6 separate regions of the Homo sapiens genome follow, and regions 1, 2, 3, 4 and 5 are each linked to region 6. The links are chromatin loops, found by intact Hi-C in ENCODE. Cell type or tissue: HCT116. All regions are shown on one strand.

Region 1 (5,000 bases), 390 kb after region 6:
AGGATTCCATTCAGCCAATATAAGATGAGACAGAGTAAGGACCTAGAACTGAGAGGAGCTACAAGATGGAAGGAACCTGGGTGGCTAAATGACTGTAGAGCAAAGAGCCACCCTCCCACCCACCCCTGGCCTGATAAGGCTATGACACATTGAAGTGTATTAAGCTACTGAAATGTTGGGTTTCTTATTATGGAAATTACTCTACCTGCATTAATTCTGGTTGTGCCCACTTCGGAGCCTCCAGCTGTCCCATAGATTCTTTCCAACAAATTTATTTTATACTCAAGGTTTTCTACCCATGGTCACATTTTGTTGTTTGCAATCAAAGGACCCTCATGTTATGACTTGGTGGTGGCTATAGAGACCATTTTCCAAAAGTAAGGTCCAGAGAGGTGAAGTAAATAGCCCATGAACAAACACATGTAAATGGCAGATCTGAGCCTGGAACCCAGACCTCCTGACTCCTCATCAACCCCCTTTCCATTGCCCTGGGATCTATCTTGCCCAGAACATAAATCTGGATTCCTGTGATGGCAGCAAAATGCACAGTGTCACCTCCATGCATCGATTTTGCCCAGAGGACCCCGCGCCTGCATTGGGGGCTCAGAGCAAGGATCGATGTGGGGCCCAGATCCTTGGCTGTAAATCACAGCAGAGAGAGCACAGCAGAGCTATTTTCTGGCAATAAATTCACCTCCAGCCAGCAGCCCAGCTTTTCTCCTTTCATGATTCTACCTCGTAGATCACACTGTTTGAAAGAGAGAGTGGGACCATTCCTTGCTTCGTTTATTTTCCCCTAATACTTTTAAAGAAACTTTTAATTTTGAAAAAGAATTTAGATTCACAGAAGAGTTGCAAAGATAGTACAGAGAGGTCCAGTATACCCCTTACCCAGCTTCCCCGCACGTTATCATCTTCTATAGTACAATAATTAAAACTAAGAAATTAACATCAGCACTAGTAGTAACTCAGCTACAACTTGATTGGGTTTCCCCAATGTTTCCACTGATGTCCTTTTCTGTTCCAGGATCCAATCTAGGATATGATGGTCATCATATCTCCTTCATATCTGCCAATCTGTTAGAGCTTTTCAACCTTTCCTTGTTTTTCCTAACATTGAGAGTTTTGAAGAGTATGTGTCTGGTTTTTGGTAGACTGTCCTTCAGCTTGGGTTTGTCTGATGTTTTCTCATTAAGAGAGTGTTGTTTTGGATTTGGGAGAAGAATAAAACAAAGATGGAAACGCTTCCCTTTGCACCATGTCAAGCTGCACATGATGCCAACATGACTGACTGGAAGTGATGAGAACTTTGGTCACTCAGTTGAGGTGACACCTGCCAGTTTCCACCATCATGCAATTTACTTTCTTTCCCTCTCCATACTTGATTTGTCATGAGTGAGTCACTAGGTCTAGCCCACACCCCAGGAGAGAATTTTCCCTCAACACCTTTGAGACATGAACGATGCCCCCTGGGGTCTGATGACCTCCTGCTCAGACCTGGGGAGAGGGGAGGGCCAAGCCAGTGGCCCTGGCTCAGCAGGTCCTACCTTCTACAATTCTGCTCAGCTGCCCACTTGCCGCTCAAGGACAGGAGAGAGGCTGGCTGAGAACTGGCCTCTTGTTAAGAGCCTGGTGAAGGCTGGCAGGTTGGGGCCAGGTGGGGATGCTGACGAGGTTTGGGGGTGATCGGGCTGCCGCTTCTCCATCTCGTGGTTCTTCCCTACCTGCAGCAGAGAGAGAGAGGCCCATCTTCCCTCTTTGGGAAGCTGAGAGGTTCAGAGAGCACACAGACTTGGGGTTCTAGTCTTTCAGAAGTCTGAGATGTTGGTACTCCTCCATCTGGCAGGGCTCTGGATGATGGAGCCAACACAGAAAGAAAAATGGCCAGGTGGGAAGTATAGGGCTGTTTTGTCTGGCCAGATGCCCAGAACCTCCAATGTGAACCTTGGGTAAAAAAGCTCCATTGAAGAGAAAAGCTTCCAGTCAAGGGCAACTCATATTTTTGGAATGTGGAGTCTCCGGCGTGCCCTGGGAGAAGAGGAGGCAGAGGCTGGATCTGTCAGGCAAAATCTGGGCACACTTACCTAGATCAGCCCACTACCTGCCTGGTCACAGGTGGGCAGAGAGAGGCAAGCCTGCTTCTAGAACAGTAGTTCTCAACTTTAGTTGCATGTTAGACTCTCCTGAAGAGCATCAAAAATCATTCATTTCCTGGGTTCTGCCTCTAAACTGACTGTAATTTAATATTTCTCAGTGGGGTTTGGAAACCAGTATTTTTAAAATAATCCCCAGGTGATGGTTTCCCCAGGTGTTGAGCTAAGATTGTAACCCATTGCTTTGCTCCTCAAAATGTGGTCCTCTGACCAGCATCAGCTGGGAGACAGACTAGCCCAGCCCCGGGCGCCCCAGCACAGCTGAGTCAGAAGCTGCCTGTTAACAAGATCCTGGGGAAGTTTGGGAGGCGCTGGATTAGCAGGTAGGGTGTGCCTCCTGGATGGGAGCAGGAGAGCGGCTGCCCCCTGGTGGAGGAAGCACAGAGCGGGGCTAGAACATGGGCATCCACCTTTGAAACACAGTCACCATGCCCTCCAGCAAATGCTGTGGACGCCGACCAAACAGCTTAGCAACCCTCCTCCTGTGACAGGGACAAGCATCAGGCAGGTGCTGGGAGAAGCTGCCAGTGTTTCTCAACATGTCTGCCTCCCTGGGAGGTGAAGCATGGGCAGAATCCCCCAGCTTCCCACGGACAGGACAGAAACGTCAAGGGGGAAAAACACCTTCTCGCCAGTGGGTCCTGCCTCCTTACCTCCCGCTGCAGGCCTTCCTTGGTCAGGCCCTGTTTAAATCCCTCTGGGCCTCAGCTGCCTTCTCTGTAAAGTGGAAGCAATAATGATTTTCTTGTGGGTTGGTCACTGATGAGATGGCCCAGGTGAAAAGCTGGACCTGGTGTTCAGTACTGGTGAAGGCACAGTCAGGGCCTGCTTGGAACAATGTATTCAAGCCAGGGGCACTTCTCTGGGCCCAAATGAGCCCATTCCTCCTGCCTCCTGAGCAGTACCTCCTCCCTCTCCTCTCCTCTACCATCCCCTCCCCTCCCTTCCCCTTCTCTCCCCTCTCCTCCTCCTCCCCTCTCCTCCTCCTCCCCTCTCCTCCTCCTCCCCTCCCCTCTCCTCCTCCTCTCTTCTCTCCTCTCCCCCCTCCTCTCCCCTCTCTCCTCTCCTCTCCCCTCTCTCCTCTCCTCTCCCCTCTCTCCTCTCCTCTCCTCTCCTCTCCCCTCTCCTCTCCCTTCCTCTCCCCTCTCTCCTCTCCTCTCCCCTCTCTCCTCCTCCTCTCCTGTCTCCTCCTTCTCTCCTCTCCTCTCTTCTCCTCCTCCTCTCTCCCCTCTCCTTCCTCCTCGTCCTCCTCCTCCTCTTCCTCTCCTCTCCTCTCCAGATGTCGTCTCCAATGAAGTTTTGACCTTACTTTTGAGGGTTCCAACTCTGCCAAGACAGCACAGCCCTCCTCTGATCAGGAGGCAGAGCGACTGTCACCAAGGCTCATATCACACTGGTTTCATCAACATCTCTACTTTTGATGCGTTTGGCAAAGTGGCTCCTGAGAGGTACTTAGGAACAAACGCCAGCACCTGCTCTGTGCTACCACCTTGAAATCCACTATTTCCTGTCATCTTCCTGAGAACACTGTGATGTGTGGCTTATCATCCCCCAGGCAGATGTGTGAGGAGCTGCAGATCAGAGAGGGGAAGTAACCTGCCCACGCTCACACAGCACTGGAGCCCACTGTGAAGCTGGGGTTCGGATCCCGTCCTGGTTCTGTGAGACTCCGAAGCCTGCTCCTTTCACAAACCCTGCCACTTTCCCTTTTCCCTTTCTCCCTTCTCTCCGTCGTGTTTTTGGTTAAACAAGACAATTAATTTTTACTCAAAGTGAAAAATAACAGAATAGGAAGATACAGTTCCATAAAGAAATATAAATCAATGCATCTGCTAGAAAATAGCTGCTGCTTTACCCGGCCCTGGGGGTGCTACTCCCCTGCCTGTGATTTGCAGCAGACGCTGTGATTTTAAAAAAAGTTCTGAATCCCTTGAGGAAGAATCAGAGATGAGAAGGGTTGAAGGCTTCTGTGCTCCCGTCCAGCTTCCTTCACCCCAGCCCCCACCACCCTGACAGGTCTGTCCCTAGCAGAAAAGCCTAAATCAGGGGTAGGGGACCTCAGGGGAAGGCGATCCCCACCCCAACCCACCCCTTAGCATCAGTTTCTGCTGGATCTTGAAGTTTGGAAATTTGAGGAGCATGAAGTCCATGTTTCTCTGGGTCAATGGGAACAAAATTCAGGATTTTTTTTAGAAATGTCCCCTAAAATAAGCTTTTCAGACCGACCCCTCCCACTTCCTAAACTGCTTCCTAGCCCTGCTCTCACGTGACACTCCCCGCACTGCATGACAGAACTTGCCCCCTCTTGGTTGAAGCTGTGGTTTCACTGAGGGATATTAAGTCCGAACTCGGGCCAGGTCCCCAAGGGAGAGACGTGCATGAAGGAGGCAAAGGAGGCAAAGACACAGTGCGCCATGGCTGAGACTGGGCCTCAACTCCAGTGGGAGGTTTGGGTAAAATACAACAAACTCGGTCAGCTGGAGCTACCGCCCCCGGGACCGCTCAGTGCACCTCCCCAGAAACCCTCCCTGTCCCTCCTTCCCACTCCAGTGGGAAGAGAGGCCCCATGGGCCATGGAAGCAGAGCAGAGGGGCCCCCAGGCAGGCTTCCAGAGGGAGAAGTGAAGGGGGTGGCTTCATGGCCTCAGGCTACCCTGAGAAAGCCTGAGACCTGCTGCTAGCTGCTAGCTGCTAGCTGAGCATGGGGACCTGTTTTGTAGCCCAGCCTGGTGGAATCTGGGCATTTGTGATAGGAGGGGTTGTTTCAGGGTCCCGAACAGGTCCTGATGAGGTCAGCCATCCTGGGTCTTGGGGATCTCAGTGTGTGTGCAGCCACCAAACACACCTT
Region 2 (5,000 bases), 390 kb after region 6:
GGCCAAAGGGAGAGTCCCCCTTCCTTCTTCCCCAAATGGGAGGGCCTCGGGGGCTCGATCTGGCCGTGTGAAGCACATTCAGGTGTTCTGCTGAGCTGACCTCTGCCGGAGGGAATGCACCCTCCACAGGAGCCGGCTCCGCCTGACTTCCAGGCTCCGTGGCCATGTTGAAGAACAGGACAGGAGCATCCCACTCTGCCCAGAGGCAAAAACGGAGCCACCCCTGGAGAACGGGGGAGGAGGACAGAAATAAACTCCTCTGTGGGGGATCATGTTGGCAATTACATTTGGGGCTTGAGTCCACCCAAAGGGAGAGCTAGACCACCTCTCCCAAAAAGTGATTCATGCTTTGCAGGCGGCAGGCACTTCCTTTGTGTGCCAAAGAGAAATGTGTGCCAGATTGCTGGAAGTGAGCAGCAGATAAAAATACAACTCAAGTCCCCGGAGCCACACCTCCTGGCTGCTTTGCAAATAGCCTGCTCTGGAAAAACCCGACTTGGAGAGTCCTCCGGAGTCAAAACTCGCCGCAGTCTGGTGGAGGCATGGCCTGCCCCCTGGCGGTCTGGGTCCTGCAGAGCGACACCGCTTTCCCACCCTTCCGACGCCGCAAGTTTGGCACAAAGTCCAAGTGAGCATTTATTTGAAAATAAACCTGCGTTCTTCCTCAACTTCGGGACTTTTTGATGGCATGTCTAACAAAGAAATATTTCATCTCCATTCCCGACACAGGCTGTGCTTTCTATAGCATTTACTGACTTCTCTCCTGTTCAGCAAAAACAAGAAAGTTTTCCTGTAAGGATGAACTCTACAGACAGAAAAGTGGTTTTGTCGTTAAACCGTAAAGAGAAGAAAGGTTTAGAAAAGCAGAGAAACTCCAAGCTGATGTGCGTGCGTGCTGTTTGGTTCATTCCCTGGATATCAAGTGTTATTGAAGATGCTGAAATTTAATGTCCGACATGGCAGCATAACACAGGCTTGAGAGGACCAGGCTCCCAGGGTTCAAATTCCCACTCTACCTCTTACCAACTGTGTGAACTTAAGCCAGGCATTTAAACTCTCCATGCCTCAATTTTCTCACCTATAAAGGGGGGATATAATAGAATCTATTTCGTGGAGTCTGTGCGGGGATTAAACGGGTTGATACACATAAGCTATTTGAATGATGCCCTGCACGTGCGTGGTGTGTGCTATACCTGCATTTGAGATTGCTGTTGCTGCTGCCATTGTTAGTTTAAAGCGCAACAGTAAACAATTTAACAATCAGATCTTGATATACAAATAAGAAGTGTGGCAAACATCTGTCACTTTTAGCCACCAGTCTCCAAAACCCGTTCCACTTGGGGGCTGGTCCCTTTCTGCACTGTGGACATAAAGAGCGCCAAAATCTCCTTTTCCATCCTTTTCCATCCTTGGGTAGGTGGGTTGTTGGCCAGGTAGCCTCCATGCAGGGCAGGAACCTACCGTGCAGAAAGGGCACACAGATGCAGAGACAGCCAGGTTAATCTAGGGTGGCAGAGGGGTGCCAGAGTCCTTCAGCAGAGCTGGGAGTAGTCAGTGCAGGTAGGAGGGAGAGAGGTGGCCCCGCAGGCCAACAAGTGCCAGGTGATCTTGCTGGGCCCTGGGGTGACAGCCCCCTTGTTTCTTGTTTCATCAATTCTCTGCCCCTCCTCTGAATTCCATGAGCTGCCCAGTGGCTTCACTTAGTCATAGTTCTGTCACTTCTACCCAAGAATCCTGAGAGCAGCAGACTAGGGCCCAGAGAAGGCAAGTGGCTTACTCAGGGTCACACAGCAATTCCATGGCAGAGCCAGGCTGTACCTGCTTAAGTTGGCCACCCCTGTCCTAGTGAGCTAGTATGTCCTTCCCAGCTCTGCCATATCCAAGGTCAAGGACACAGGTGGCTCTTTTAGAAGCCACAACAGTAGTGACAAATTCTTAGCTGCTGTGGGACATGAGAAAAGCTCAAACCGGTACCTACTAAGGCACCTCGTTTCTTCCCCTGCTGCCAAGTTTCTTCTTAGTTACAGATCCCTTCTGGCCAGGCAACATCTGTGGTTGATGGCTCACGGGCTCCCCCGAGTGGTCATTGGCTGGCAGCAGAAACCCTGCAGGCTTTGACTAGGGACTTTCAGAACTGAAGACAGAGACCCTGAAAAAGAGGAGGGCAACTGTGCCTTGGCCTCTGACTCTCATGCATGGTCAGGTAAGGTCAGGCCCCTGGAAGCAGAGGGGGCTCAGACCAGAGCAGTGTTTCAGAGAGTGAATGTGTTCCTGGGACTGGATTCTCACTGAGGCACTCACCTGGAGGTTTCGGCCCCTGGAGGCCCCTGCCACGCTGGTCTTGGTTATTCTGTGGATCTGTAACCCAGGCTCCCCATGTTCTGAGTTCAGTGACATGCATGGGGCTCATCTCCACTTTACGGGCTCCAAAGGTAGTTCACAAACTGCTGAGTATCACGCAGAAAGAGAGACGCATGTGCTCCAGGGCGGGGGTGTGCCTGAGCATGCCTCACTCACACGCACACACACATGCACACACATATGTACATATGCACACGCATGCAGGCACGTGCACACACACCTGCACACACGCATATATGGACACACACGTGCACAGGCACAACCACAAACCACTTTGTCAACATATCATTAGCTGAGCTGTCACTTTGTTTTTCTTTTCCACTTTTTCCTCAGCTGCTCTGGTAGAGCACACAGGAAAAAACAGAACTGTAGAGTCATACAGAATAAAATTAAAACGGAAATGCTCATTTTTCTTGCACAATTAATTTAACCTCCTAAGCCTCAGTTTCCTTCTCTGTAAAATGGGGCTTAGAATGGTATTTACCTCTCAAAGTGCTGTGAGATTAAAGAAGATACTGTGTTCAGTTTGGGGAACAGAGGAAGGCTCAGTGGATGAGTGGGGCTTTCTGTCCTCCAAGCTCCCAAGAAGAGGTGGAGGGAGCAGGTGTCATCATGGCACCAAGTCCTGCTCTTGACATTCAATTCTGTAAACATGCAAACCTCCCCTAAATGCCTGTGATGAGCCAGGTCCAAAGGTGATGAATAAGACAGCATTCTCCATGTCAAGGAGAGTACAGCTGTGCAGGGGAGGCAGACACATAGACAATTACAGGTCAGATGTGTGTCCTGACAGAAGTCCAGAGAAGGGGCAGAGGGGAGGGGTCATAAGGTCACATGGGGGTGGAGGGAAGGAAGAGAAGTGAGTCTAGGAGCTGAGAGTGAAGAAGTGTTACAGAGAGAGAGAAGGAGAGTGATCGAATACATATACACCATGTAGATATAGTGTGGCATGTGTGTGTGCATATGTGCCTGTGTGTGTGCATGTGTGCCTGTCTGTGTGTGTGTTTGGGATGAGAGGATGGATGCTCTCTAAATGGAGAGACTTGGAGAGAAGCCAGTGATGGAAAAGTCTTCATGAGAAACTGAAGAAAACATGGGCTCCTTGGAGAAGGAAGTTCAAGAAGGAGGAAGTGGCCCAGGTGAGGCTGGAGGGGCAGGTAGGGGAGAAGAGGCATGGAGTTGTCACTGAGGGGGACATTGAAAAATGCAGAAAGGAGGCCATGCTAGGGAGAAATGGAGAAAGAAGACTTGGCTAGGAAGCTGCCATGAGCAGAGAAGCACATGAGTGGATTGAGAACTGCATAGGGCATAGGATCAGCAGGACCTGGTGAAGGCTGGGTTGAGGACGTAGAGGAAGGAGGTCAAGGCTGACTCCCCGGCTTCTGGATTGGGTGCCTGGGCAGCTGGAGGGGGCAGCCACAGTAAGGAGCACAGGACGGGAGCCAGCCTGCTGGGGCAATGGGAGGAAGTTGGAAAGGCAAATCTACTCGAATGTGAAATTGAGATAGCTGTGAGAGGAGAGGAGGAAGGCAAGGGGGTAATCAATGGAGCCCTGGCCCAGGAAGAATTTCTTGTAAGGTGAGAAAGTCCTGGATGTGTGCATCCTCGGGGAGTAAAGGGCCACTGAGCAGGGAGAGGGTCAGGGAGGTGGAGAGGACTTCTGATATAGGTCACATTCTAGAGAAGTTGGGATGGAGAATGATTTAGAGTCCCATTTAAGGAGCTCCCTCCCCATCCTTCTACATACAGGAGGGAAAGGAGGAAAGACCGCCAGAAAAAATGTCTATATCCTGGTTTCTATGCGCAGGGGTCAAGATTACGGTTTTGTAGAATCCAGAAAACCCTGGAGGAGCTATGCAATTCTTGGTCACTTTTATCTACCAGCATCCAAAACCCTTCCTACTGGCTCTGGTTCCTTTTCACTGTGGAAATAAGACACAGAAATTCCTTCTCCTCACACCTGTGCAGATGGAGGACAGCCATGTGACCTCAGCACTTGAGCAAGTTGCTTACCCTTGGACTCTCTGTGAGATGGGTGATGGCAGAACCCATCTTTACTGATTTGTAGTGAAGATTAAACATGAGAAGCAGGGAAAGAAAGGCAGGAAGCTCCCTCTGCCCCACCCCATTGCAGTCCAGTTCTCCCCAGATGTTGGCAGTTACTGTTGTGCTGTCTAAGCCCCTTCTTGCTGTGCAGGTTTGCACGTGCACCAATATTTTCCAGGGGTCCTCTGACACGTTCCAGAGAAAGAGGGACACTGAGGAGTGCTGCCTGCAGTGACACGCTCTGGGACCTCGGCGCACAGCCTGGCAGCTTATGAATATGCTGAAACAGCTTCCCATCAGGTGAAGCAGCCAGACTCAAGAGAAGCAAGGAAGTTGCCTTGAATTTCTAACAATCATCGTATTTTTTTGGTAAAAATAACCTATATTCACTATGAAGTTATAAAGAAGCTAAAAACAACTCCAAATCCCGATTCCAAGAAACAACCATCACCCACTGTGGTCGGCAGGATAGGGATCCCCCACTTCTCAGAAAATGTCCTCATTCTAATCCCAGAAACCTGTGAATATGTTACTTTATGTGACAAAGGGGGCTTTGTAGGTTTGATTCCATTAAAGATCTGGTGGTGGAGACA
Region 3 (5,000 bases), 95 kb after region 6:
TTCCACTTTCTGCACCATCTCAAACATGCCTAAAAAGTTATTCTTTAGTCTCTAAAAAGAAACAAGTGCCTTTGAAGGATTTTATAGCATTCCTTTACAATGTGGAGAGTTTTATTTTGTTTTTCCAATAATGGATTTGTGGCAGGGCCTTCACTGGGTTTGATTAGGGGTCCTGGGCTGGCTGTAGCCTACAGTAGACATGTCTGTAAACTGAGTGTGTTTTTGAACACTACATGAGCAGTGTGGCCAGTCTGCAGCTATAGGCTTCAGAAACCCTGGTCTGAAACCATAGGCACAGTGGACTTGTCAGCCTAGAAATACTTCCCAGACAAGGGTTTAGGGGACAGAACTCTGATGTTCTGATGTGCTCGGTAGCACCCATAGGTGGCATGAAATTTCATTCATTTGTATCAGCCACTTAACCCCAAGTGTGGTTCTTATTGACCAAGTACATGCTGGTCCACTTACAGGGGAGACATTCTAGGGCTGTACCTCCCCAGAATCCCCATGACAAGGGTGAGCACACGTGCTTCTGTTGCTCTTGGGGAATTTGTTCTTGGCATACTGTGATCTATCCTGTTTCCATCTTCTCAAAGCTTCTGTGATAAAACCCTCTTTATTCTGTATTACTGACTCTTGGATGGATTTAACAGAAAACCAAATTTACCATGTTATGCCCTAAAACTTTACAAAAAAAAATTGGCACTTAAACCACTTGTGGTAGAAGTTGGTCTTGTGGTGAAAGTAGACTTCTTTCCTGGCTTATTAAACATTTGGCTATGAAAGCAGTAAACACATGCTATAAACTGATCATGTCCCCACAGAATGTGTTTGTTGAAATGCTAACCCACAAGGTGATGGTATTTGGGGGTAGGGCCTTTGTGTGTGTGTGTGTGGTTGGGGCGGGGGGTGGTGATTAGATCACGAGGGTGGAATTCTCATGAATGGGATTAGTGAACTTATAAAAGAGACCCCCAAGAGCTCCCTTGGCCTTTCCTCCATGTTAGGACGCAGGGAGAGGATAGCCACTGTATATGAACCAGGCCCTCATCAGACACTGAATCTGTTGGTGCCTTGATCTTGGACTTCTCGGCTTTTAGAAATGTGAGAAATAGGCTGGGCATGGTGGCTCACTCCTGTAATCCCAGCACTTTGGGAGGCTGAGGCAGCCAGATCACCTGAGCTCAGGAGTTTGAGACAACCACCCTGGGCAATGTGGTGAAACCCCATCTCTACTAAAATACAAAAAATTACCCTGGCGTGGTGATGCATGCCTGTAGTCCCAGCTACTCAGGAGGCTGAGGCACAAGAATCACTTGAGCCCTGGAGGTGGAGGCTGCAGTGAGCCAAGATCGTGCCACTGTACTCCAGCTTGGGCTACAGAGTGAGACTCTGTCTCAAAAAAAAAAAAAAAAAAAAAGAAATGTGAGAAATAAATTTCTGTTGTTTATAATCTGGTACAGCAATTTGAATAGACTAAGACAAGTACTAAGTACCAAATGAAAGGGCACTATTTTGCAGTGCCACCTGTCTGTTGGATGTCAAGTATCCATATATGCCTGGCTTTGTTTTCAGGCTCACTAATCTTTATTATTAATTCATTTTTCTACCCATGCTTGAAATATCTCACTTTCTTAATTACTGTAGGTTTATAACAAATCTTGACATCTGGTAGAGCAGGACCCATTCTTCTTTAAAAGTTGTGTTTATTCTTGACCCATTGTGTGTACTTGTAAACACACACGCACACATTTACATCATGTAGTCAAGTTCTACATGATGTCAAGTCAAGTTCTTGGAATTTTGATTTAGATTTGCATTGATTTTACGAATCAATTTGGGAGAATGAACACATTTACAACATTGACTTCTAATCCATGAACATGGTATATCTCTCCACTTATTAGACCTTCTTTAATATCGCTTGTAGAAATTTATCGCTAGAGGTCTTATATATCTTTTAATAGATTTATTCTTTGATACTTGCTATTCTGTGATACTTTTAATTTCAATTTTCTACTCTTTATTGGTAGACTACAGGTGTATAGTTAATTTTTGAATGTTGATTTTTATATTCAGCAATCTTGCTAAACTCTTGTTAATCACATATTATTTGATATTTAAGTATAAATCGTAATGTATATGAAATAATGACAATTTTGTTTTCTCCTTTTCAATTCTTATACCTTTATTTATTTTCCTTTACTGTGTTGGCAAAGACCCCCATTCATAAAGAATAGATCTTCCTTGTGAGTTTTAATTCTGCTTTTATATTTTTAGTTTTCTTGCTATTTGGCCTTATTTAAAATATTTTTCTGCTTATCCTTTTCTTCAGCATGTTTTTTTTTTCTTTTTTTATGGCAAGTTGAAGCCATGACTCTTGGATTATACAAAGGATGAACAGTGTCTGGGTAAAATATTTTCCTAGCTAGCATATCAAGTTACTTTCAAGGTCACATTTCTCTGAGTGTTTTGGATGGTATACCTCCTTTAACGTTCTTTTGGTGGAATTTTTTGTTCTGCACAGACTGTACATTAGTGTTCATTCTTTATTTTTCAATGAGGCAAGATTCAGCCAGATTTTCTCCAGGAGGGACAGTCTAAGCCCTTTCTCAGATCTGTAAATGTTGACTAGCTCAAAATGCAGAACCTCCAATACAGTAGAGTTTCCAGTTTCTAGCAGCCTTTTGTCTTTTAAATATTTTCGTTCTGAGGTCTCAACTTCAGGCCTCCTTCCTACTTCCAGCCAGTAACCATTACTCCTGCTTCTCCTCAAAGATAACCACCATCAGATACAACTTTTGCCTGTTTTGAACTTAATATTCATCAGATCATACATTGTATGCTTTTTTGTGTCTGACTTCTTTTGCTCAATATGATGTTATGAGATTTGTCTATGTTGTTGTATATAGCATGGTTCATTTATTTTTATTGATTTATAGTATTCTAGTGCATGACTATACTGCAGGTTATTTATTCATTCTCTTGATGGGCATTTGGATTGTTTTCAGTTTTTTGCTATTATAAATGGTGCTGTTAAGACTATTCTTGAATAAGTCTTTTGGTGTATATATGAATTTTTTTTGCATGTATACCTATAAGAATTGCTGGATCACAGTGTATCACTAAGTACTGGTGGAGATTTTTCCAAATTGATTGTATCAGTTAACACTTCTACCAGCAGTGAATGAAAGTTCTAGTTGCTTCACATCCTTACCAGCATTTGATATTGTCAGCCTTTATTTTCTTCCTATTGGTGGGTATATGCTGATATCTCATTGTGGTCTTAATTTGTATTTTCCTGATGACTAGTGACTAATGCTTACTTACCATTAGGATAACCTCATTTGTGAATATGTGCTCAGTTCTTTTGCTTGTTGTTTTTCTTATTGATTTATAGGAGGGTTTTTGTTTGTTTGTTTGTTTTTCTTGAAAATACGATGAATATGAGTCCTGTATCAGATACATGCATAGTGAATATCCCACTTCTTGGCTCACTTTTTAACTCTAGTAGAAGTGTCTTTTGAATAATAAATGCTCTTAAATTTAATATAGACCAATCATCAATATTTTCTGTTGAGGTCAGTACTTGTTGCTTTGGACTAAGAATGTTTTTTGCCCACCCCAAGGTCATGAAGATATTTTCACGTTATCTTCTAGTGATAAAGTTACCTTTTACATGAACATATTTTCACTAAAGTAATTTGATTTAAATAAAAACATTAAGGAAATAATAGTGCAGGTGGTACATAGATGTGGAAAAATTTCTGAAGCTGATAATAGGCAAGTGCTTGAGGGTTGAGAAATGTTCTTTTGAACCAATAATTCCTTTTTTTTGAGCCTTATAAGCAACGTATAAAGAATGGTGTTAGTTTTCCATGATGATGCAGACATAGAGATTATCAGTTATACTGGATCATAATGCAGATTCATTCATTTGGGAACATTGGTTGGGCATTGGAAATTCGAGGATGAAAACTTGTCATTGCTGCTCTTGAGGCTCACAGCCTGTTCAGGGAGACAGACTAAACTACCATGGTAACAGTGTGGACTTTTCCTAGGAGGTTAGGCTAAAGGTAGGAGTGGGTAGGCTGGGAGGGTTGAGTGCAGGGGAGGAAGTCTTGGGAGGCTTTTCAGACAGAACAGCCCCTGAGCTGGACATTTAAGAAGGAGGTAGGTGGTCAGAACCTTTGAGGCTGAGGCTCCGGGCTGACTCCAGATATCAGCCACTGTAGCCAGCATGGGCTGGAACCCGATTCTTTGAGAGTGTCCTCTGTTGGATCCACTGGGGTCTGGGAAAGAAAATCTCTGAGCTTGTGTAGCCTCACAGGTAAAAGACCCCAGCCAGGTTTGCAGGGACTCTCTTCTGAGACTGGTTGTCTCAGAAGAATCACCTGGGAACTTCCGACCAGTGGTGGGTTCCTTTGCTAGCCTATTGATCAGTTTCTGGGAGAGGGGTTAGGGCACCTTTCCTTTAAGTTTCCTGGGAGATTGTGATGCTCAGTTGGGGTGAGAGCTGCTCTCTGGAGGAGCTCAGTGATGAGGGTCTGAAGGATCATCTCTCCTGTGGTGGGTGTTAAAGAGCTTTCCAAGGACGACTAGGTAAGGCTGAGATTGGCTCAGAGATTTCCCAAGACCCAGAGAGAGGCCCTGTCCCTCTGGGAAGCCAGTGGTATCTGAGAAAGGCAGAGAGCTACTGCAGACAGATTTTCAGTGTGCTGGGAAGCTGCCTTCACACTTCACTGATCAAAGGGAATGTCAAGTTCAGAAAGGCGAAGGCAAGAATTCCATTAAGTCGAAGCTACTCCATTTATAGGCGACAATGAAAGCAAAAGTTCAGGAGGGCTGTGAGTTTGTTCTTGGCAGCGCCCACCACGTCTTGAGGCGATCACAGTAGGCTACAGGGCCTCGGACTCTGAGCTCTGCTCTGCCAGCGGGGGATGCCTGTCTTGGCTCCAGCTCTTTTCCTGGTGTGACCCCAAACACCATCAAGCAACTTC
Region 4 (5,000 bases), 320 kb after region 6:
AGGTGCACTGCCCATCTCTCCAGATTCCAGTTTTCGTTGTTCAGTTGTACCATGGGAATAATAATAACTACATCGCAGGAAGGCGTGACTACAGGAATAACAGAGAAACATATGTGTGGGGGGTGCTGAGACATCACACACCTGAGCAGGAGGCCCCGGAATGGTTCTGTCTGTGCTCACGTTCATCAGAGCAGCCAGCACCAGGTAGATGAGCCGGAAGGTGAGCTCTCCCAGGTCGTGTTGGGTGGATATGCTCCTGGGAGCTGGTCCTTTTGGAATGGAGGCTAAAGGGAGATGCTCACCGTGTAACCACAGTGTCGTCTCATTTCCTTGCCCTGTCCCTTCCCCACCCTGCTGAGTCCCAGGTGCCATCATCACCACCACCACCCTGCCCATCATGAGTATTTCATACTTCATGGTCCCCAAACACAAGCTGTTCACAAAAAATGTGACATTCACAGCCACTGAGATGCCAGTGTCTGAAGACATCCTCACCTGTGACCCCTCAGGGCATCTCTGATCCTCCTCCTTGGCCTCCTTCTTTTCTCTCTTCCCCCTCCATTGAGGGAAACTCAGACATGGCTACATCAACAGTAGAAATAAAATCAACCGAAGTGGCCTAATTCTGGGCATCCAGGACTGTCCTGGGATACAGGGGGTGGTCTTGCATTTAAGTGTCAGTGTTCTCGAGTTACTGGCATATCTCCAGCGTCCCAGGGGCACCAAACGTGGAGCAGAGTGTGTCTCTGGTGTGCATGCATGTGTTCATTCATTCCCCACATCCACACTCATTATCAGGCTGATAGCACTGGGGATGTGCTGGTAGATGGCCGACACAGCCTTCTACACGGAGAAGGCTTACTACTCCCTTCTACACAGAGAAGGCTCCTTACTCCCACAGAGCTCACAACCTGGCTTGAGGAGAGCAGGTAAGCAGGGAATCACAGTCTAGGATGGAAGGTCTGAGAAGAGGGCCTAAGGAGGGTTTCCTAGGTAGAGTGATGGGTCAGTGGGGACCTGAGAGCTGAGTGGGAGTTGGCCCAGGGGGCAGTGGCACAGAAAAGGATGTTCATGAACAATGCTGTGCAGAGCACGGGAAGAGCGCTCTGGGGAAGCATGTGGCATGGCTGGCTCCTTCCCAGTGGATTAGGAGTTCAGGAAGCACATGGCAGGGGCAGGGGGGCCCATAGGCTTCCAGGTGCAGCTCCACGCTGAAGACAGTGGGAACCCCAGGCCGTTTTTTTTGGAGACAGAGTCTCGCTTTGTTGCCCAGGCTGGAGTGCAGTAGCACGATCTCTGCTCACCACAAGCTCCACCTCCCGGGTTCATGCCACTCTCCTGCCTCAGCCTCCCGAGTGGCTGGGACTACAGGCGCCTACCACCACACCTGGCTAATTTTTTGTATTTTCAGTAGAGACAGGGTTTCATCGTGTTAGCCAGGATGGTCTTGATCTCCTGACCTCGTGATCTGCCTGCCTCGGCCTCCCAAAGTGCTCGGATTACAGGCGTGAGCCACCGCCCCTGGCCCCCCAGGCCGTTTTAAACAGAGAAAGGCATAGGCAGAGTTGCATGTATGGGACGACTGTGGGAGGAAGGGCGGGTGTGCAGAATTCCACATGAGGATGAGAATCACTCCTCCGTGGTAATCCTAGAATTCCCTTCTTTGTGCTCTGGAGAACAGAGCATGGATGGGGGATTCTGGACACCCAGTCTGTGGTCCCACATGGGGTAGTAGGTGACCTTTGGCAAATCCCTTCACCTTGTCTTACCTTACTTTCTTCACCTGTAATATGAGTGTAATGCAGAATTCTACACATGCGCACAAAAATACGTGTCTAGGGATGGTCATTGTGACATTACTGCAACCTGAAATCCATCATTAAGGACCTGGACAAAAAGAGATCAGCCAACAATAGAGCACTGAAAATCCTTGAAAAATGAGGCAGCTGATTGAGAAGGCTCCTTCAGGCATACTGTTGAGATCAGATTCAGTACGATATATATTGTATGGCAACATTCATTTTAAAATATATTCACATGAATATGTATGTAAATGCTTAGAAAAGGGCTGGAAGGATGTTCCAGAACCTTCATGGAGGGAGTTTGGGTCGGGGAGGCATGGAAGGGGTTGGGGCCAAAGAGTAACCTTTCATGTCCAGCTCTTACACATCCCTTACTTCTTTTACAAGAGACACTGATGTCACCTCTGTGAAAGACACTTGATACCTGAGGCTGGGAGGCGGGAGAGTGAGTGGTGGGTGGTGGGCTGTCAGCCCTGAGGCAGGGGCTGCAGGGCTGATGGAGGGGTGCGAGCTCCAGGCTACAGTGGCTCCACCAGCCGCTTTCGCCAGGGGGCAGCGGGGGACACAGACACCCGACTTAGAGCCAGTGAACCTGTGCCAGGTGGTCTAAGTTCCCAAGTCTCCTTTGGCTCATTAGCTGCACAGAAATAATGAGCCACATGCCCTCACCTTGGGGGAGGACCCGATAAGGTGCTGGATATGCAGATGCTCAAGTAAGGGATTCCTACTACCATGCTACAGAGTGGAACCACCACTCCATCGTGAGCGGAAGAACAGGGAGGAAGCCACAGACTAGGGGCGGGGGGGGGGCGGTGAGGATGGGGAAGGGAGTGGCCATTTGCTGCCACTCAGCATCTCCTTATTTATTGTCACAGTCATTGTTAGGTATTGTAAGCTCCTTTTTATGGATGAAAAACAAGGTTCCGTAACTTGCCCAAGATCATGCAGTTGGTAAGGTGCAGAATGTGACACCAGGGTGGCAGTGAAGGACCTCTCCTTTCCAGGAGTCTGTGGCAAGTGCCTAACCCCTGTTTTCAGGTTTATGGGCGGCAGTGCCTGGACACCAGGATTCTGGGCACTTGTCCACGCCAGGGTCCTCCAAGTCTCCCCATCACTCAGGCATGCCAGCCCATGGGTGCTGCCTCCCACTGTGGGCCAGGTCCTGAGCCAGGTACTGGGGCAGAGGAAACTGATTTGCTGGGATAGGAAGCTCTCCTCACTGCGGCTGCTCTCCACTCGCCCAGTCCTAATGAAAACTCACCTTTGAACTTCCCATTGCTCAGCATCTGCAGTTAGCACCACCTTCTGGAAGCAAAACGTAGGCCCTTATGTGTGCTCGATTCAAAAGAGGATTTGCTTCCTGGGTCCCTGTACAAGGAGAATTTGCGCTTCGCAAAGAGTGTGTTCACCCTGGAAGGCACGGGGCTAAGAGGAGTCTGTGGATTCTAATGTGGCTACACAGCATGGAAAACTCACCAGCACCTCCCCATCATTGAGGCTGCTTAGGAAAGGGACTGACATCTCAGTCCTTATTTATCCACATTGTTCACTAGTGGCTCTAGGTTCCATTAATTGAGTCAGTTTCTCTCCTTTCCATCCCCAGTAACAAAAGAAGATGTGGAGACACCGCGGGCGCCAGGCCTTGGCTGCAGGCCAGCCCCCTCTGGCTGCTCTCTGGAACAGCTCACTGCTGGCAGCTTCCGAAGCCTCTTTGCATCTGTGGTTTCTTCTTTTTACCTGAAAATGGCTGCAAATCCTTGTGCAGGATAGCAAAAAGGCCAGGAGCTGCCTCCAGGGTCTATTAAAGGAGCAGAAGAGATTGGTGACATTTTATCATTCAAATTCTCCTCTTCAAATACAGTTTCTGGCCCCCTCCCACCTGTGGTGCCTCACCTTGGCCCATTGTGGCCCAAATGCTTAATTTATTGTCCCGGACCCTGTACCAACCCCTACCCACCTCGCCACCAGCACACCCACCCGTTTGCTCCTGCGTGGCTCGTTTTTATTGCCTTCTGCCCAAACCCTGGTTCTGTAGCCTTTCAATTTGTATTTCTCAGTTCAGGCCTGAGATTTCTCTCTGACAATTGTGCACATATATGTGCATGGCAACCACACGTATGCACACACACAGGTTCATTCATGATTCCTTGGATCATGCATCAGTATTTCCTTCCTTTTTATTGCCAAGTAATATTCCATTGTATGAATACATTATATTTGGTTTATTCGTTCATCAGCTGAGGACATTTCTATGTTTTCACTACTATGGCTACTGCTACTATGGACATTTATGTACAAGTTTTTGTGTGAATATATGTGGGCTTTCAGTTATATTGGTTATATATCTAGGAGTAGGATTTTTGGATCATACGGTGATGCGATGTTTAACACATTCAGAAACTGCCAAACTATTTTCCAAAATGACCACACCATTTAAAATTCCTACCATGAATGTATAATGGTTCTAAGTCTCCATATTTTTTGCCAACACTTGTTATCTGACTTTTGGATTATATCCATTCTGTGGGTTCAGAATGATATCTCATTGTGGTTTTGATTTGTGTTTGATGAGTAATGATGTTGAACATCTTTTTGTGTGCTTTTTGGCCACTTGCATAGCTTCTTTGGAGAAATGTCTATGCAAATTATTTTCCCATTTAAAAAATTGTGTTATTTAACTTTTTCTTTGTGAGCTGTAAGAGTTCATTATATATTCTAGATACAAGTCCGTTATCAGATACGATTTGCAAATATTTTCTTGCATTCTGTGTGTGCATGTGTTGTATTGAAGTCAAAATTAGATTAAATGTAGAACTAGACATGGGGCAATATCTTTCTACTTTTGAATCCCAAATTTGACATTTAGTTTCAGCAAAACTGCATCATCTGTCATGCCAGTAATGTAATAATTTGAACGTTATTGCTTTATAGTTTTAATTATTTTTTATAAATGTGCTTTACTTCTATAGTTCTGTAGAAGCTACCTACAAAATTAGGGAATTGATATACAGTTTTAGATTTGAATATATTTAAATAATATTATAATAAGAATAACTTAAATCAACACTTTCCTTTAAGAGGTAACCTTTTATTTTTCAAAGACTGCCTTAGTCTGTAAATTCCATGAGGCTACACAGCGTCTGCCTTATTCGCCATTGCATTACCTGAGCTAACACATAAAAAGTGCTCACGAAATAA
Region 5 (5,000 bases), 920 kb after region 6:
TGTGTATTTTATTGCCAGAACATCTATATTATTTATATGTCTGAAAAAAATGAGCTCTAGTATTGCAGTTTCTAATGTCATGTCTAAGTTGAATCACAGAAAAACTTTTAAGAGAACTGATAAAACAATATTCTTTAGTGACACACTGTCAAGCATTGTAGGAAAACTAGACTAAGTTTTGGTCTAAAAATAGTTAGCAAAGTAACAGCAGCAGAAAAAAATCTAGAGTAATAATCTAATATTTATTCCAATAGCTTATATGTAACATCTTCAAAACTGAAAAGCTCTAAGTTCTTGAGTTTTGTATAATCACTGATTAAAAATATACTCTACAAACGCCGGGCGCGGTGGCTCACGCCTGTAATCCCAGCACTTTGGGAGGCCGAGGCGGGTGGATCACGAGGTCAGGAGATTGAGACCATCCTGGCTAACATGGTGAAACCTCATCTCTACTAAAAATACAAAAAAAATTGGCTGGGCGTGGTGGCGGGCGCCTGTAGTCCCAGCTACTCGGGAGGCTGAGGCAGGAGAATGGCATGAACCCAGGAGGCGGAGCTTGCAGTGAGCCGAGATCGCACCACTGCACTCCGGCCTGGGCAACAGAGCAAGACTCCATCTCAAAAAAAAAAAAAAAAAAAAAAAAATATATATATATATATATATATATATATATATATATATATACACTCTACAAAACTGACACTAAAGTAAAGCCAAAGACCTTATTCATTTTGTTAATCTGGAAAATAACTGATATTACTTAATAGAAAAATGCAATATGCATTATAAAAGCCAAATTTGGTAAAAAAAAATTTTGAATAGTTCTCATTTTATGTATCTACTTAACTGTGGCTATTTTATTTCATGTGCCGCCAAAAAACTTGCCCAGTTTTCACATGCAAAACAGTAAGCAACAAATCTTTTATTAACTATAGATATCTTTACTACACAGTGGAAGGAATATTATTTATTCTTAATGTAAAAAATTCCTTCCAGAATGAATTTCATGCTTTGAAAAGTTGATTTTTTTTAAAGTGCCATATTTAATTTACAATACATTTGAAAAGCTATCGGTTCAGGTATTAGATAATACTTTAATGTTCTCAAAGCAGAAACACTGTTACCACCAAGCCATTGTTTGGTTCTATGGACACTTACATAATTGACCAAAAGGGAATTTGAAAGAAATAATAAGCCATTCTATCCCTCATGTAAGGGAACGGTGCCATCTTGTGTCCATAAGCTTCCAAATATTCATTGGTCTCATTGCATTTTTTTCTTTTCACAGTTTAATTGACTCACATCATGGAAGAGTTTAAATCTGACTTACCTGTGCAGCAATTCCTATTCTACCTTCATTGAGACTCCCTATGGCATACTTATAGCCATGTCCAATTTGTCCCAAGATATTGGCTTCTGGAACCTGAAAATACAAATGTGCACTTATTTCTCAGTTTCATTTTCCATGATTCATTTTGATTATATATTTGTAAGTACACATAGACTCTCAATTCGTGTGCTAGCCCTCTCACAGAACTTGCCGGCATCTGTGTCTCCCTCTACGCTGTTTTTCCACAGCTCTCTGAGGAAAAGGACTCAAGTCCATGCTGTTCATGATTGCATCCTCCAGAGCCTTGCACAGGTATTGAATGGATGAGTGAATCTAGAGTAAGGGAATCTCATAGAATTCATCAATAACATAAATTAATACTTTTCCCCCCCAATTCTTATCTGTAGGCTACAGTGTGAGATAACATATTAGGAACTACAAAGATCTGCAAATACTTGCAAAAACAAGTGTAGTAAGCCTTTCTGCTGTTGAGACCATTCACCCTCATAAAAATCAACGGTGGGGTATATGTGTGTGTGCATGTGTGTACACAGGTGTATGCACAAGAAAGAGGAAGAGAGAAGAAACAGACTAAAATGCTTATTCATACTTTAAAAAAATAAAGAATTAAGAATAATAAAAAACTATACTTAGTTTTGTAATATGGGTAGTTGGGGGAGAGAGCAGGGAAGAATGGAGAAAGAAATGGGAAAGTAAGAATGAGGAAAACAGTTGGGGTGAAGTAATGAGGCCCCAGTGACATCTGTAAAGACATCCTCCCCCTCACTCCCCACAGCCATGCAAAAAAAAGATCAAGCTCTGTGATGAGTGGTGGAAAAGCCGACACCACCTGCCCCACCTACAGGGAGTTCTCCAGCATCAGCACTAACTATCTGGATCTTCTGCTGCTCACGTTTAATAGCCTGGCTGTTTCCGCTCTCACTGAGCAACACCCCCATCTTGTGGCCTTTAGTGCACTGACACCAGACTTCCTTCTCTGCGGCCCCATTTGGTTCACAAGTCTCAAGCTTATAAAGTATACGTGGTCAGAAGCACATAAGTTATAAAACATAAATGGGATGAATTCTTGGCACTTGCTTCCCAGGACAGCTTCTTGGCAGAAAGGTTTCCACTTTTGTGAAAAGTACATTTATCTGGTCATGACTAAAGAGCGCTGTTCAGGGTTTTACAAAATACTCTCCTGCGTGTGCTTATAGCCACTTAGTATTTTGACACCTGTCTTGCACACCTCCTGTGGTTCCATGCAAGGCTTATTTCGCATCAGTCTTTTACTGATTAGTCTACGATACCCACCTTGACATTTTCGAATGTTAACGGGCAGGTGGAAGAAGCTCTGAGCCCCAATTTGTTTTCAGGTTTCCCTATATGAAGGCCCGGAGTATCACGATCTACTAAGAAGGAGGTAATTCCCTTATATCCCTAAAAAGAAGAATTAAAACGCTATTACCACTTGGATTTATAAAACGCCTTGTTTCTGAAGAGTTTAAGTAAAAAGAAAACTAAAAATGGACTTTGGTAATAAATACTAATGGACTCAGAATTGCAACATGGGCATTATGAAACGAGAGCAGCTAGAGGACATTAGATCCAAACTATAGAACCTTACCATTTGTTTCACTTTTTCAGAGACCATCATAAATATTAAAATTATTATTACACTATTATATAATCATGAGAATGTCATGTTCTCAATTTAATTTTACTATATAAAGTTTTAGGCCAGGTGCGGTGGCTCATGCCTGTAATCCCAGCACTTTCGGAGGCTGAGTCGGGCGGATTACCTGAGGTCAGGGGTTTGAAACCAGCCTGGCCAACATGGTGAAAAAACGTCTCTACTAAAAATACAAAAATTAGCTGGGTGTGGTGGCAGGCACCCGTCAGGAGGCTGAAGCAGGAGAATTGCTTGAACCCAGAAGGCGGAGGTTGCAGTGAGCTGGGATCACAGCCTTGCACTCCAGTCTAGGCAACTAGAGCGAAACTCCGTCTCAAAAAAAAAAAAAAAAAAAAGTTTTAACAATTTAATTCAATTGTTACATTAGTGAAAATACTGTATTTACTGGTGAAAAAATGTATTTATTATTTTGCTATATGTCTATTTTCCAACTGAATAAAATATTCTTAAAAATAAATGTACTAAATAGGTACTTAAATTCTTCATTACTAAACAGAAATTGGAAATTCAACAAAATTAAAGATTAGGGCCAGGTGCAGTGGTTCACGCCTATAATCCCAGCAATTTGGGAGGCCGAGGCAGGCAGATCATCCGACGTCAGGAGTTTGAGACCAGCCTGGCCAACATGGCGAAACTCTGTCTCTACAAAAAATGCAAAAATTAGCTGTGCGTGGTGGTGCACACCTGTAGTCTCATATACTTGGGAGGCTGAGGCAGGAGAATCGCTTGAACTCAGGAGGAGGAGGTTGCAGTGAGGTGAGATCACACCACTGCACTCCAGCCTAGGAGATACAGCGAGACTCCATATTAAAAAAAAAAAAAAAAAGAAAAGAAAAAAGATTAGCTTCCTACATAACCCATTAGGAGCTAAGTAACAGTTGGTCCTCCACAAACAGTCATCCCTCCATATCTGTGGCGGAGTGGTTCCAGGACCCCCATGGATACCAAAATCTGACAGTGCTCAAGTACCTTACATAAAATGGTGTAATATTTGCATATAACCTATGCACATGCTCCGGTAGACTCTAAATCATCTCTAGATTATCTGATACCTAACATAATACATGCATGTCACTTTATTCACGTGAATTCAATATGGTAGTTGGCACAAAGCAAATTCAAGTTTTACTTTTTGGAACTTTGCAGAATTTTTTTTTAATCAAATATTTTCAATCCAGAGTTGGTTGAATCCACAGATATGGTGGGCCAATTCTAATTAATAATTTTGTCAACAATATTTACTTTAGGAGATTAACGAAGTGAAAAAATGCCAGCTCAAGTCTGACATTTTCAGTACTGAGAAGACTAAAGAGTTCAAGATGAAGTCCTAAAAAGGAAACAGAAGGAGGAAAAGATAAAGAAAGAGAAAAGAAGGGGTTTGGAAAAAGAAAGAAATTTCGTTTTCAAACTTACAATGGTAGGGTCTACATTTGCCATCACCAGAAAGAGCCCTGCGTGCTCAGCACTGCTGATCCACATCTTTGATCCATTGAGGACATAATAATCTCCCTCTTTATCAGCTCTGGTCTTCAAAGCAAATGAGTCACTACCTGCTCCAGCCTCTGAAAGGCAGAAACTTCCTACCTACATATGGGAGAAAAAAATGTCCAAATTAATAACTGTATTTATACTCTGTATAACAAATACTTATGGAAAAATGGACATTTGTAAATCAAATCTTTAGCTGCTTTTTTAAAAAGCCTATATTTATGAAAATAGCAATGGTATTCTGAAAGTATTATTTTCCAAAAAATATACCCTATTTGTCCAAGACAAATTTAAAGACTCACGAACACATACTCATTGAAATTGATTTGAATAATTACAGCAGAAAGACATCACAACGTAAATGAAACCATCAACAAACGTATTAGAAAATATAATCAGGACAAAAAGAAATAATTTTATTATCTGATGATTATTTTCTAAATTTCCAACTGGCAAATAAGAGGTAGAGTGTACTTTTCCAGCAGCATT
Region 6 (5,000 bases):
AGTGGAGAGAGGAAAGGAGAGAGCAGCGGGCCAGCTTCATAGCACTTAGCTCCCGCCTCTAAAGCAACCTCTCTCCAGCACTGTGGACTCAGACCCAGCCCTTTTGCCTCTCTGCTTGGGCGTCTAGTGAACTCCTCCCGCTCCCCTTTATCGCTCCTCTTGGGTGTCCAGTGAATGCCTCCTGCTCTCCGTTTGCCCCTCTGTTTTAGTGTCCAGTGAACGCCTCCCACTCGTGTCTTCACCAGCATTGCACACCTGTCCGTCCCATCTCTCAGGAGCCAAGGAACCCAGAGCCATCCTGGGCTGCTACCCCCACTCACATCCCACCCACCTGGGATCCTCTGAACATCTCTGAACTCCTCACCACTGCCACCCAAATCCACTTCACCCTCCTCCTCCCTGCAGGTGACTCGGGGCTCTCTGCGCCCCCCTCTTAACACCCATCGTATGCCGGCAGCTGGAAGGAGCCTTTTGAATATGAGCTGGGAACTGTTGCTCAGCTCAAACCCTGCCATAACTCCCCATTGGCTCAGATGAAAGCCCACGTCCTTCCCATGACCCCAAGGACCTACCCTTTCCCTCATTTCCTCCTTCCCAGCCCCTTGGATCCCCTGGGTTTCTCAAATACCCAGGCCTGCCCACACCTTGGAGCCTCCCCGCTGGCTGATCCCCCACCTGGAAGGCTCACCTGTCACCTTGTCAACGAGGCCATCTGGTCACCCTCCCCTGGCATTCCAGGTGCCTTCAATCTGCTCTTTTTTAAATATATATATATATAGCAATTTCATCTTCTAGAAAACCATCATTTACTTACCGTTTGTTTATCGCTCCCCCCGCCCCCCTACCCCTAGACAGCTCCATGGAGGCGAGGAGTTTTGACTCTTTGCTGTTTGGCATCTTCCATCACAATTGCCTGGCACATAGTTTATGTCCAATAGATATTTGCTGATGGTTGGCTGAATGTGAAGATGTGGCGCCTGGCTGGCCACGGAAGGAACTGGCGTTTTGTTCTGTTAACCGGGATAGGCAATAAGAGAGTTTAAGCACAGGTGCGATGTCAGCTGAGTCGTGCTCAGGAAGAAGGCCCTGCTTGCCCTGGGGAAGATGGGCTGGGCCTGGGGGAGGAGACACACATGCAGGCAGGGGTCATCGTCCCTTTTGTCCCTGAGAGATCCTGGAGCAGGGCTGTCCTGCAATGGAAGTGTCCTGCATTGGCACTGCACCTGCAGCGGCCACGGGCCTACGTGTGGCCCTTGAGCACTTGGAATCTGGCTAGGTGTGGCTGAGAAGTTCGGCTTTAAAATTCACTTTATTTTAATTAAATTAGTGCAATTTACATAGCGACATGTGGCTAGTGGCTCCGTGTGGACCATGAAGTTCTGGAATCATCCGGATTAAAGACGGTGGTGCATGGACAAGGCTGGCAGCAACAGCAAAGGTGAAAGAGGTCACCTTTGGGCTTTATTTGGGAGGTAGACCCCACAGGTTGTACTGAAGGTTGGATTAGGTGTGAGGGAAAGAGGACTCAAAAAGATGCCCTGGTTTGGACCTGAGTCATGGAGACAGGGAAGGCTCAGAGGGAAGCGGTGTGGATGGAAATGGCATTTCTCTTTTAGCTGGGTGAGTCTGGAGCACAGGAGGGATCTGGTCTGTGGGGAGAAACAGGAGGCAACTGCAGGTGGATGGCACTTTAATCCTTAGGAGTGGATGATACCAAGGAAGGGGAAAGTGTACCTGGAGCTGCAAAGAGACTAAGGCATCACCAAGCCATTCCCAGAAGTGATTAGATGACATTTGTTGTTATTTGGTGAATGGGGGCTGGACTCTCATATTAAGTCCTGTTATAGAAAAATAATACCTGTTTTGTCACCTGCTTTGTTCTGCAAAATTTGTTCTTACTACAGATGCTAGCACATGGTGGGTGTGAGCCCAGGGTCCTGGCCAGGTGAAAGCAAAATTAAACTTTCTACTGCAAATACTCAAATAACAGCAACGAACTGGAAGCCAGTCTGGCTGGAGGCTGGGATTTTATGGGTGATTAAGTTTGGGTCATTAAAAGATGCAAATCAGCTGGATTTATGATCCTCTATCACTGTCCTATGGGATCAGAGAGTCTGTTTTATGATAACTGCCAAAAGGCTTTGAAAAATACTAGACTGATTTAATGAAATTAGCAGAAGGGAAATAGACTGTTTTCTTAGCAGGATTGAAACTCCCCGTTCCGATTGTTGAGTGTTTCATTGAAGCCCTGAGTCAACCATTTGAGTATACTGGGGTAGAGGTGACCTGGATTCCAGCACTTTAACCTCCAGCCCCTAAACACTCTCCTCTCTGCCCCACTTCTGACAAAAATATGCTGCACACAAATTTTACACAATTTATGCCATGGTTTCCTTGACAGGCAGAACATACATGCAATCTTCTCGGTTTAAATACGTGGTTAGAATGAATGATGACTGTATCAGCAGCACTCTATAACTGATTTTGTGACGTGTCATTCCCAGTTTATTAGCGTGGGCTTCACGGGGGTATCTGAGAACTCAGAAGTCCACCTTTGCACGATGAGGCTGACGCCTGTGTTTGGTTCCCCGACACAGCCAGCAGGGGGCAGGCTGGACCTGGGAATGCACCGGAGCGGCTCCCCGGAGACCTGCAGTTTGCCGAGATGATCCCAAGGACGCCTGAGTCCTGAGTTCCTTCAAAGCCCCGTTCCCCACTGGCCCCTACCGGGACCCAGTTTTCTTCCCATCAGTGAGAAAAGTCTCTGGAATTCTCGGCCGGGTGGTCCAGTTCTCCCTTCCCCGCCAAAAGGGCCCTGGCCTGTTCCAGTAGCTTGTCCTGGCCAAGTTGTCCCTTGAGGGCTGGGGCTCTGGCTGGGGGGTCTGGCTTCTTCCCTCACGCTGCCCTTCAGGGCCAGCTCACTTGGTCACCGCAGCGCCTGTGTTTCAAACCAGCTCCAGGCCCGCTGAGCCCACCTGGCAGCCCTGGGCCCACCCTCCACTCTGGGTCCTGGTCCTACCTAGATAGCCTGGCCTCAACTCTTGGCTCTGCCATTTAGTAGCAACGTGACCTTGGTTCTCCACTTGGTAGTTTTGTCATCTGTAAAATGGGACTGAATGAGTTAATAATTAAGAAGTGCTTAGACGAAGGCCTAGTACGTAATCTGTGCGAGATGGATATAGATATATAAAATTTTCTTTAACTGTGGAATACTCTTATTCTACTTGAAATTTGCAGTGGCCCTCAGAATACTCTTTTATTCTGCTTGAAATTTGCAGTGGCCCTCAATCGGCAGAGGTGAGGAGGAGCCGCTGGAGCTGGGGTTGACCCACTTACCAATACTGAAACCAGGTTGTCAGCCCAGAGACAGAGCCGGCAACGCCGGCCCCTCCTAGATCCACTGGCTTCTCCTCCCAGCATATTTGGGCCGCGTTTTCTTTAAAGGAGATTTTCAGCTGTGAAGCTCTCACCCTAAATGTGCTGTGGAAGGAAAGAGGATTGAGTTTTCCTGTTGTTTCTTTCAAATGCTTAGAGGATGAGTTTCAGTCTCAGACTGGAAAAGCAAGGAAACCCTGAAACTGTATACAGATCCAGACCATTCCAGAAGCCCCTGGAGATATGCAAGGCGGCTGAGAGCTCCAGGGAGCCACAGAGCCCCCCTCACTGCTATTCCTGATGGCCCCGATGCAAGCAGTGGGCGCTCAGTGGGGGGATGGGGTGGGGGGACATGGGGCGGGTAGGCAGACACGCGATCCTCCACTTGGTTCTCAGCACAAGAAACTGGACTCTGAGCCCTACACCACACAAGGCTCTTTTGTCAGACTTCATGTCTGAGGCCAGGGTTTGCTCCCCCAGGTTCTGTGCAGGCCCCCACCTCCCCACCCCACCCCACTCCCCCTCCATCCTAGGCAGTCCATTCTTTCCAACCAAGACCACTGGAAGCAGCTCAAAGCAGCATGGGTTGGCCTATGCTGCATCTGACCGTATTTTAAGAGGCTTTTAATTCTGGAATAGTTCTAGGGTGAGTTCATTGTGTAAATTCCAATGCAAACACTTTTTGTTTTCATCATCCTCATTGTTTGGTTTCCTCTAACTCATGTAATCAGTTGAAATATTAATTACAAAAAGATGGCGGGGCATATAGAGCTGGAAGCGATTTGCTTTATCCGACAACAGAGGAGGAGACGAGCCTGGAGGGGAGAGACTTGCCCTAGATTGCCAGCCCCTGGTAGGGCTCCCTGGGCCCTACCCTTGGTTCCTGGGCTTCTGTCCTATTTGCTGACTTGCATTTCCAGTGCTGATTTCCCTGGAAGTGGCAAAGCACTGGAATGACCCGTGAACTTAGGAAGTGTCTGAATAGTGTGGAAGCCACGGTGGGAGCTTGGACCCTCTTGGAAAGGAAGCTGGAGTGGTGAGAAGCCACTGTTTGGCTGTGGGTGTGGGGCATGGAGAGGGGGCAGATTTCTCTTTCCTGCTAAGGTCATTCATCAAGGGGGGACTCCAGGGCCCCTGACCTGCTGGGGTGATGGGTGACGCTGGGACTCTCTCACCGCAGGGCTGCCTTCAGATTAGAAAGGGAAAGGGTGCTGGTAACGGCAGCTCCTCTGCTTAGCTGGAGTGACAGGCAGCCATGCAGGAGGGCTGCAGCTGGGGTCAGCCCATGCAGTGATTCCCTGGTGGTCCTTGGGCAAATCAAACCTCCTTCCCCATCTACAGACAGAAGGGGGATAGGCTCAGACTTGTTTTACAGGCTTGTTGTAGTGATAAAATAAAGTCTGTGAGAGCAACATCTGACATATGCCAGCGGAGGGTGCCCAGGGGGCATGTGGCTCACCCTGAGCAGTGGCCGTGGCACAGGCTGGGGTGTCTGCCGCTGGGGAGGCGAGAGAGCAGAGCGGTGCTGCAGTGGCTGTCCCAGCTGGGGGAGTAGGAACCTCTGCTGGAGGTGGAGCTGTGTGTCCCCGTGAACTCACTGGGTGACTTTTGGTTCTTCGCCCAGA

What was found. A loop is a pair of places that touch in the nucleus more often than their neighbours do. Peaks named below come from ENCODE experiments on the same cell type or tissue, not always from the same donor. Only the 100,000 strongest peaks of a DNase experiment are listed, where the experiment ranks them.
Region 1: it touches region 6 in a loop (8-fold over the local background); 102 of 110 quality-filtered maps call a loop at or near these places.
Region 2: a loop joins it to region 6, with 11 times the contacts of the local background. A loop is called at or near these places in 102 of 110 quality-filtered maps.
Region 3: it touches region 6 in a loop (2.4-fold over the local background); 4 of 110 quality-filtered maps call a loop at or near these places.
Region 4: it touches region 6 in a loop (2.7-fold over the local background); 5 of 110 quality-filtered maps call a loop at or near these places.
Region 5: it touches region 6 in a loop (7-fold over the local background); 10 of 110 quality-filtered maps call a loop at or near these places.

Annotation. Positions count from the first base shown.
Region 1 is chr10:123,570,926-123,575,925 of GRCh38, reverse strand. No RefSeq gene overlaps it. Among named protein-coding and RNA genes, the nearest start is that of GPR26, 93 kb to the left of the region's middle. In HCT116, a CTCF peak has its summit at 2,519 (motif pointing left); DNase peaks (open chromatin) are centred at 1,371, 1,985 and 2,495; H3K4me3 peaks cover 984 bases; H3K27ac peaks cover 414 bases; H3K27me3 peaks cover 1,137 bases.
Region 2 is chr10:123,579,391-123,584,390 of GRCh38, reverse strand. No RefSeq gene overlaps it. Among named protein-coding and RNA genes, the nearest start is that of GPR26, 84 kb to the left of the region's middle. In HCT116, CTCF peaks have their summits at 551 (motif pointing left) and 2,079 (motif pointing left); DNase peaks (open chromatin) are centred at 530 and 2,050; H3K27me3 peaks cover 3,993 bases.
Region 3 is chr10:123,870,277-123,875,276 of GRCh38, reverse strand. All of the region lies in intron 2 of CPXM2 (carboxypeptidase X, M14 family member 2), which reads left to right. Among named protein-coding and RNA genes, the nearest start is that of CPXM2, 19 kb to the left of the region's middle. In HCT116, no CTCF peak of the experiment used is centred here; no DNase peak of the experiment used is centred here; H3K27me3 peaks cover 1,785 bases.
Region 4 is chr10:123,640,962-123,645,961 of GRCh38, reverse strand. No RefSeq gene overlaps it. Among named protein-coding and RNA genes, the nearest start is that of GPR26, 23 kb to the left of the region's middle. In HCT116, a CTCF peak has its summit at 3,106 (motif pointing left); no DNase peak of the experiment used is centred here; H3K27me3 peaks cover 1,830 bases.
Region 5 is chr10:123,040,816-123,045,815 of GRCh38, reverse strand. It overlaps ACADSB (acyl-CoA dehydrogenase short/branched chain), which reads right to left. Exons shown (of 11, transcript NM_001609.4): 5 at 4,437-4,607; 6 at 2,645-2,770; 7 at 1,331-1,423. Among named protein-coding and RNA genes, the nearest start is that of ACADSB, 34 kb to the right of the region's middle. RefSeq lists an enhancer at 2,109-2,403. In HCT116, CTCF peaks have their summits at 1,226 (motif pointing left) and 2,309 (motif pointing left); DNase peaks (open chromatin) are centred at 1,255 and 2,265.
Region 6 is chr10:123,965,462-123,970,461 of GRCh38, reverse strand. It overlaps LOC107984128 (a long non-coding RNA gene), which reads left to right and starts at 3,717. Exons shown (of 3, transcript XR_001747628.2): 1 at 3,717-5,000. RefSeq lists enhancers at 3,844-4,013, 4,010-4,179. In HCT116, a CTCF peak has its summit at 2,582 (motif pointing right); a DNase peak (open chromatin) is centred at 2,621.